Linked DNA regions of Mus musculus: region 1 is linked to region 2. A link is a contact called in ENCODE Hi-C or POLR2A ChIA-PET data. All regions are on one chromosome and are shown on one strand. The core of a region is the stretch at or near the end of the contact, and the rest is flanking DNA. Distances in the headings are between cores, read along the strand shown.

Region 1 (3,466 bases), core at 960-3,459, 1.1 Mb before region 2:
AGAGCTTCGTTGTACAGGGCTGGCCAGTCCATAGGATCTTTGTTATAGATCTTAGCCATGAACTTCAGAATTTTCATCTTGGTGGTTTCTGCGCGGGATCGTGGGCCCCAGTAAAACTCATACTCGACTGGCACACAGTCAGTTAGTGGCCTATAGTCCAAGTAACGCTGCCACACAAACTCTACAGACAGAAGTCTCTTCACGTTCCCAAAAACAGAAAGCCTTCTTTCACGCTGCACTCCGAATCTCCAGAGCATCTCCCAGATATCAGCTTCTCTCGCTTGGTTGCCATTTAGTAATATGTGTCCCAGAATCATCATCAAGAGGCCCATCTTTGGCCCATTTGGGACGTCTTCTAACCCTTCAAAGGGCACTGGTCCCAGTTTGTTGAGCAGGATGTAGATGTGCTCCTCAGTGTCGAGCTCCTTCAGTTCAAACCGAAAAATGCACTCCAGGTGGACTGCTGCTCGTCTGAGGATCTCCGGGAACTGGTGGCGATAGTCTTTGTCAATGAATTCCCTCATATCAGATTCCTTGATAGGGTACTTGGTCTGATCCTTCAGCAGCAGAAACTGCAACAATTCTGCTACGTTTTGCTCCATGGGATCCTGAGGCTTCAAGGTAAGAGCAACGCGGGAGGTGCCCAGGCCCATAATGGTGATGGAGTTGGAATTCTTACTGTCTCTCAGGACCTGGAAATCCAGGAAGCGGTCTTCACGCTTTGGGCGTACAGATGGATCCTTGGCCTTTTGCAGAGCACGGGAGGTGCTCTTGTTCCTGCGCTCAGAAGCACAGCAGCTCAGTGCTTCCTCGGGGTTATTAGCTTCAGTGGGCATCCCAGAAGCGCTAGGGCCCTCGGCAGCTAGGGACATCTGCGAGGTGCTCGACCCCTCCCCCAGGCAGTGCAGCTCCGAGGTGCTCCGGCCCTCCCCGCAGGGAAGCAGCTCACAGGATCCCTCCGCAGCGCATGGCGCCAGCGAGCTGCAGAAGCCCTCAGCAGAAATGGATGACAGGGACGAGCTCAGGCCCTCGGCTGAGGTGCTCGGGCTCTCACAAGCAGCTGATGGCACCGAGGTGCGCAGTCCCTTTTTGGAGGTGGGCGGCACGTTGACGTTACATCCCTCCATTATGATGGGCGACACCCAGGAGCTCTGGATCTCACCGGAGGGGGGCGACATGGAGGCGAACAGTCCCTCAGCGGAGGGGGGCGGCGCAAAGATGTCGGGTTCCTCCAAAGCGGAGAACAGCATAGAGATGCTCAGGCCCTCACCGAAGGTGGGCGGCAGGTTGATGCCCAGTCCATTAGAGTCAGTGGGCGGCACCGAAGTGCTTGGGTCCTCACTAACGGAGTAGGGCTCGTTGATACCCGGTCCCTCCGAGATGTTGGGCGACATAAAGATGCTCAAGCCCTCATCAGAAATGCCCGATTCCTCAGAGAAGGTGGGCGGCACCGAGATTCCCGGGCCCTCACCCAGGGTGGGCTCCATGTTAGGGCCCCCATCAGAGTGACGCTGCTCAGAGATGGCCAGCCCTTCTGAGACAGGGAGATGCTCATAGGCCTTTGAGCCTTTAGGAGCAGTGGGCGGCACAGGGCTATTCGGGCCCTCCGAGGCGGTGATTGACATAGCGGTGTTCAGCCCTGCGGAAACTGCAGGAGGCCGGGAGGCGCCCCGACCCTTCCTGGAGGTGGGCATCTCGGAGGTGTTCGGCCCCTGGGAAATGATGAACTGCCTAGGGGCGCTTGAGCCCTCTGAGGCGGTGGGCGGCACAGAGGCGCTTGGGCCCTCCCGGGGGGTGGGCAGCATGGAGGTGCCAGGGCCCTCAGAGGCGCGGAGGCCCTGGAGGATCTTAGGATCGTTGCGATCCCGAGGGACGTCTGGGCCTGGCACAGCAGCAGGGTGACCCTTCCCGTTGTTTCTGCGCGCATTGGCCCTTCCACCGCGGCGGCGGCGCGAATTCTGGCTTACCAGCGACATGGTCCTGTCGACCGACGTGTGGAAGCTGACACTGACAGGCCCGCGATCTCACAGACGAGGGGGAGAGGTATGTAGGCGCCTCTGCACGGAACTGCCGCTAGAGCAGGAATGCTGCTGCTGCCAGGCCCGAGCAAGTCGCAGGAGCAGAAATTAGAGGTGGTGGGCAAGAACGAAGGTTCTAGCCGACTGTGAACGCTAGTCTCAGAATGCTCGCCTCTCACACCCCGCCTTCTGCCGCAGTCCGCGCAGGCGCAGTTGGGCTCTGCGACAAGGCGACCCCGCCCAACCCAGCCTCTCCCGTGGGTTTGCGAAAGTGGACCTGGTGATTCTGCACCAAAACTGCGCAATGGCAGGAGGGAGGCTTTGATAGGAGACAAGGAGCTTGGAGCAGATGGGTAAATGGAGGTAATACTAGCTATTTCTCAAGAGTCAGGGTACCTACTAGAAGGTTTCTACCCAAGTGTCAGGTACTTGATAGATTTTCAAAATTGCATCCTAAGGATGCATTGGGGAAAATGTGCGTGGCGCATGGAAGGGTGCAGCTTTCATCCCCTCCCTTGTCTCCTCTGTCATTTTCTCTATCGAAACCTCTAATACCTCTCAAATTACTGCCCCTTCTCCAAAGGGCTGGGATTTAGTTCTACTTAGGAAACCTGTAGCTAGCTAGAAATTTTCACTGCACAGTCCCAACCCTTACCAATGTAGAAAAATGTAATCTCTTTTGTGGAGTCCTTCAATAGTGCTATTCCAACCACACCCAAAATTAATTATCCTAGGACAGTTAGTTAGCACCATGGGGTCTGTTAGAAAAACTCACTGTCAGGTTTTGAAAACTGCAATTAGCATGGTTTATGGAGGCAAGTCTCTGGGAAGGTTTCTATTAGTTACTAAAGAGCTACTGGAATATGAGCCAGCTAAAGCACAGGAAGCTGTCCAGAATTAGAAGGATAATGGATAGAAGGAAACATTTGGTTTCCTTATAGGGCCTCATGGTTACCTATGCTGCCAGTATTCTGCATGTTTCTGTGAAGTTAATCTTGTGTAGCTTTGTGCAGTACCAACTGGTTTTAACAGAATCAATCATATGGTGTCATATTCCAACAATATTTTATGTTATCCACATTGCATTCAGCACATGGGTCCACAAAATCGACTATGGGCCTATTACAGCATTACCTAAATATGTGCATATGATTAGCCTCTGAATCTTGGCTAATGTCTATGGTTAGGAGAACAGGCTCATTTTCATAAGTGAAACTTGTGGAGGAGCTTTCCCAAAGATTCTGCTACAGTCTATTAAAATCAAGCTGGTGAGAAGCAAGCCCAGAATGCAGTTAAAAATGCCATGCTATATTCTGCTGCAGCAGAAGACACGTGTACATTTGGGGAGTTGAGTGTTCCTTCTTGTTCACATTAGTGTGCATGAGAGTTCATGTTTCCTAATGACTGTCAAGCACACACAAAGAAGGGGCTCTTCCATGTGCCTGCAC
Region 2 (3,539 bases), core at 407-2,906:
TTGGAGACAGGGTTTCTCTGTGTAGCCCTGGATGTCCTGGAACTCACTCTGTAGACCAGGCTCGAACTCAGAAATCCACCTGCCTCTGCCTCCCAAGTGCTGGGATTAAAGACGTGCGCCACCACTGCCCGGCGTGTTCTTTTTTTTTTTTTTTAAAGATTTATTTATTTTATGTATGTGATTACACTGTCGCGGTCTACAGACACAGCAGATGAGAGCATCGGATCACATGGCAGACGGTTGGGAGCCACCACGTGGTTGCTGAGAATTGAACTCAGCGCCTCTGGAAAAACAGTCTGTGTGCTTAACCGCTGACTCATCTCTCCAGCTCTTTACCGCGTTCTTAACCGGTGAGATAAACTAAGTGCTTTACAGAAAATTACGTAGGTAATGGAGAAGGTTAAATAGAGTGGTCACGGGTTTCTCTAGGAGGTGAGGTGAGGCCTAGACGATCCATGTAAAAAATATGAAAAGAAAAATATTATAGTGTAGTTTATGTGTGTGCCTTTTTTTTGTTTTTTGTTTTTGTTTTTCGAGACAGGGTTTCTCTGTGTAGCCCTGGCTGTCGTAGAACTCACTCAGTATACCAGGCTGGCCTTAAACTTACACAGAGATCTGCCTGCCTCTGCCTCCTGAGTACTGGCGTTAAAGGCGAGCCACCGTCGACCAGCTTCCAGCTTCCAGCCCAGTTTAAGCAACTGATGTAGCAATAAGTTAGGTTCGTTGGAACAACAGTAAAAAAGTTAGTCTACCTGTTCTTTTATCAGAAAACAGAAAAATAGGGTGGGAACACAGAGACGTACTTTAAAACGGGGTGGGGGCGGTTGGGTTCTTATTCCCTTTAACTGAACAATGGGAACTGAAAGGTGTATGGCGCATTCCCTCTGGTCCTTTCTTTAGGCTTTAGCATCCAATAGACGCTTCCTTAACCGCCCTTTTCGAATTCCCCCACTATCACTTTTTCCCATCCATTTACAAATCGCCACACCCTTTTAAAGTACTCTAGTTAGAGCCTCGAGGAGGCCTTCCCCACCACTTTTTAACATTGCAAATTCACTTTTGTCCCCACGTTTTATGCCTCCACCCACTTCCTCACTTTTAATCTCTAGTATTTAGCAACAAATTGTTTTATAAGTGTGTTCACCCTAGATTACCAAATCCCTTAAGGACTGAGAATTCTTGGACTATTTCAACTTAATTTATGGTTCAACTTCCTCAACATCTACAGCTGTGCTTGAGCTACAGTTGGCATTCGATAAATACATGTTGAATAAAAGGTTGGCTGCCGTCTACACTAGTCTGGACTGTATGGATCAATGCCAGTTACACCGATACTACATTCTTGTTCTCTGTGAAGGGCTTCAAGCGGCCCGACTGTGACGTCCTTCAGCTTTCAAAATGGGAAAGCGAAGGTTCCCACAATTCTCAGAACGCGAATTTCTCGCTACAACTCAAAATGGCGAAGGAGGGTGGGGCCTGTCACATGGTGGGCGTCCCAGTAGCATTTTTTTCCCGACCCGCCGCCCGTCTGGGCGGGTAGTCTGTCCGGCCCCTCCTCTGCCCACCAGGCCTTTTCGAGGGCTCAACTGGGATTGGCTGGCCAGCAGTCTGGGCGGGGGCCTGTGAAGCTGGGAGCGCAGCATCACTTCCTGTTGTGGGCAGTCATTTCCTGTCAGTGCTAGGTAACAATGGGGAAGATAATGGCTGATTGAGCTACGTCTCCGAGCTGGCGCTGTTCTAGAGGCGGGTCTCTTGCCCGGGTTTAGAGGCGGGTTAGAACGCGGCGGCAGCGGCAGCACAGTAGCGCAGCGGAGGTCCCAGTGGCGGCGGCGGAGCCCAGTTGAGTTCCCTCCTGGCCGAAACACCGTGTAAGTGAAGGTACGGGCACCCCGAGAAATGGGATGTCGGACTGGAGGCAGGCAGGGGCCGCGGCCCTCAAAATGGCCCGAGTTGGCCAGCCGCGGCCGAGACACCCACTACGGCCTCCGGACCTGGGCTCCCGGCTGTGGGGGGCTCCGTGGCGTAGTCGCCGCTGCCATTTTAGTTGGGTGGCGTGTGTCGGCCCCGCTCGTGGAAGAAGGGGAAGGAGTCGGGCAGGACTTCCTCTCCCAGGCCGTGGAGTCGGGGCCCGGCCCTCCCGAGCTAAGAACGAACGCCGGGGAGGCGATCCTGGACTCCGGGCCTCAGGCGTGAGGATGGCTCCAGTGCTTCTTACTAAGAGGTTCCCCCCACCCCCCATCGTCGTCGCCCCGCGTTGCGTATCGGGCTAGGGTTTGGGGAAGTGGGGTGGAGGTGCTCTTAATTCGGATGTTGGGAACTCTTGAACCTTCAGATTTTCACAGGATTCGCAGAGCCTCATTTTGAACGCTTCTGTAGGGCATGACCAGTTTGTTAACCTCTGGGGCTACGGTGACAGTCTTCCGGGAGGATCGGAGACAAACGTGGTTTGCTTCCCTGCACCTTTAGCCCTAAGTGTATCCTTGGCCAGATTTTACTAGAAGGGTTTTCCTCCTCACAAGAAAAAAAAAATTAAAAAAACGGAGGGAAAAGACGTTGCGGGTTGTTTTCCCTGGTAAGTGTGGGAATTGAGCCAGACTATTTTCAAGTTAATTTCCGTGTGATCTGCCAGCAGCCCTACCCCTCCCCCACTCAGAAAAAAACCCCTAAGGGTCTCTGCTTCTGCGGGCGGGCGGTACCTGCCACGTACGCCATAGCTTAGTAACTAGTATTAACCGGTTGGGCTTCTGCTTCCTGAATACTCAGTCCCTTTCCCCCTTCTGCTGATTAATTTCAAGATGGAGGAGACAGCCACGTTCTTTTCCTGGACAGTTTCACCATACTTATTCCACAGGTTCGTTTGGCATCTGAGGCCTAGGAGACTAGTTATTTAGGTCATTTTTTTCCTCTTTTGGAGGGGAAAGGGATTTTATATCAGATTCTCATGGGCTCCTGGCAGGCCCCACTGTATATATGTTTTTTTTTCCTAGAAATAAGTTGCTTACATTTCTTGACTTGTAATTAGCCACCGTGCGTTTGAATGATTGAAGACAGAAAGAATAGGAAGTGTAGTCCTAATCATTTCTTTGATTCTTTATAATTAGGAGGCAGGCACAATTACAGGTCCACCTTTTCCTCAAATCAGTTTCTGAAATACAGGTTAAGGATCTAAAAGGACCAACCCAAGCACCCTTTAAGATAACTATTTAAGGGCAAACAATCATGCTGAAAAGGTCACAAATATCTCTTAGCTTAAAATGTCCTGATGATTTTTATTATTTTAATTTCTGCCTTAGGCTACTGTGGTATGCCAAATAAGTTCTTGAAAGTGGCTCGTAGAACTTGAAAATAATTATTAGTCTGATAAGGAAAAGCCTATTTTAAACAAGCTAATATTAAAAGGTAGATTGCCTCTTGGCCTTTAAAGGAAATCTTTTATCTAACTCCTGGTTCCTTCTGACCTTGGTTGTCCAAATATACTAATACTAACATTAAGTTAGGTTGGGTTATGATATATATAACCAAAATGTGTTTTTAAGAAT

Evidence for each region. A loop is a pair of places that touch in the nucleus more often than their neighbours do. ChIA-PET counts read pairs that join two places held with the same protein, here RNA polymerase II (POLR2A).
Region 1: a loop to region 2 is called in a map of heart, with 4 times the contacts of the local background. The contact joins the promoter of Magee1 here to the promoter of Rlim in region 2. A Hi-C loop is called at or near these places in 1 of 37 maps with a recorded cell type or tissue (heart). POLR2A ChIA-PET finds 5 or more read pairs at or near these places in 1 of 5 experiments (embryonic stem cell).

Annotation. Positions count from the first base shown.
Region 1 is chrX:105,119,121-105,122,586 of GRCm38, reverse strand. Magee1 (melanoma antigen, family E, 1) reads right to left here and starts at 2,209. Exons shown (of 1, transcript NM_053201.4): 1 at 1-2,209. The coding sequence starts at 1,976.
Region 2 is chrX:103,979,402-103,982,940 of GRCm38, reverse strand. It overlaps Rlim (ring finger protein, LIM domain interacting), which reads left to right and starts at 1,656. Exons shown (of 5, transcript NM_011276.4): 1 at 1,656-1,878.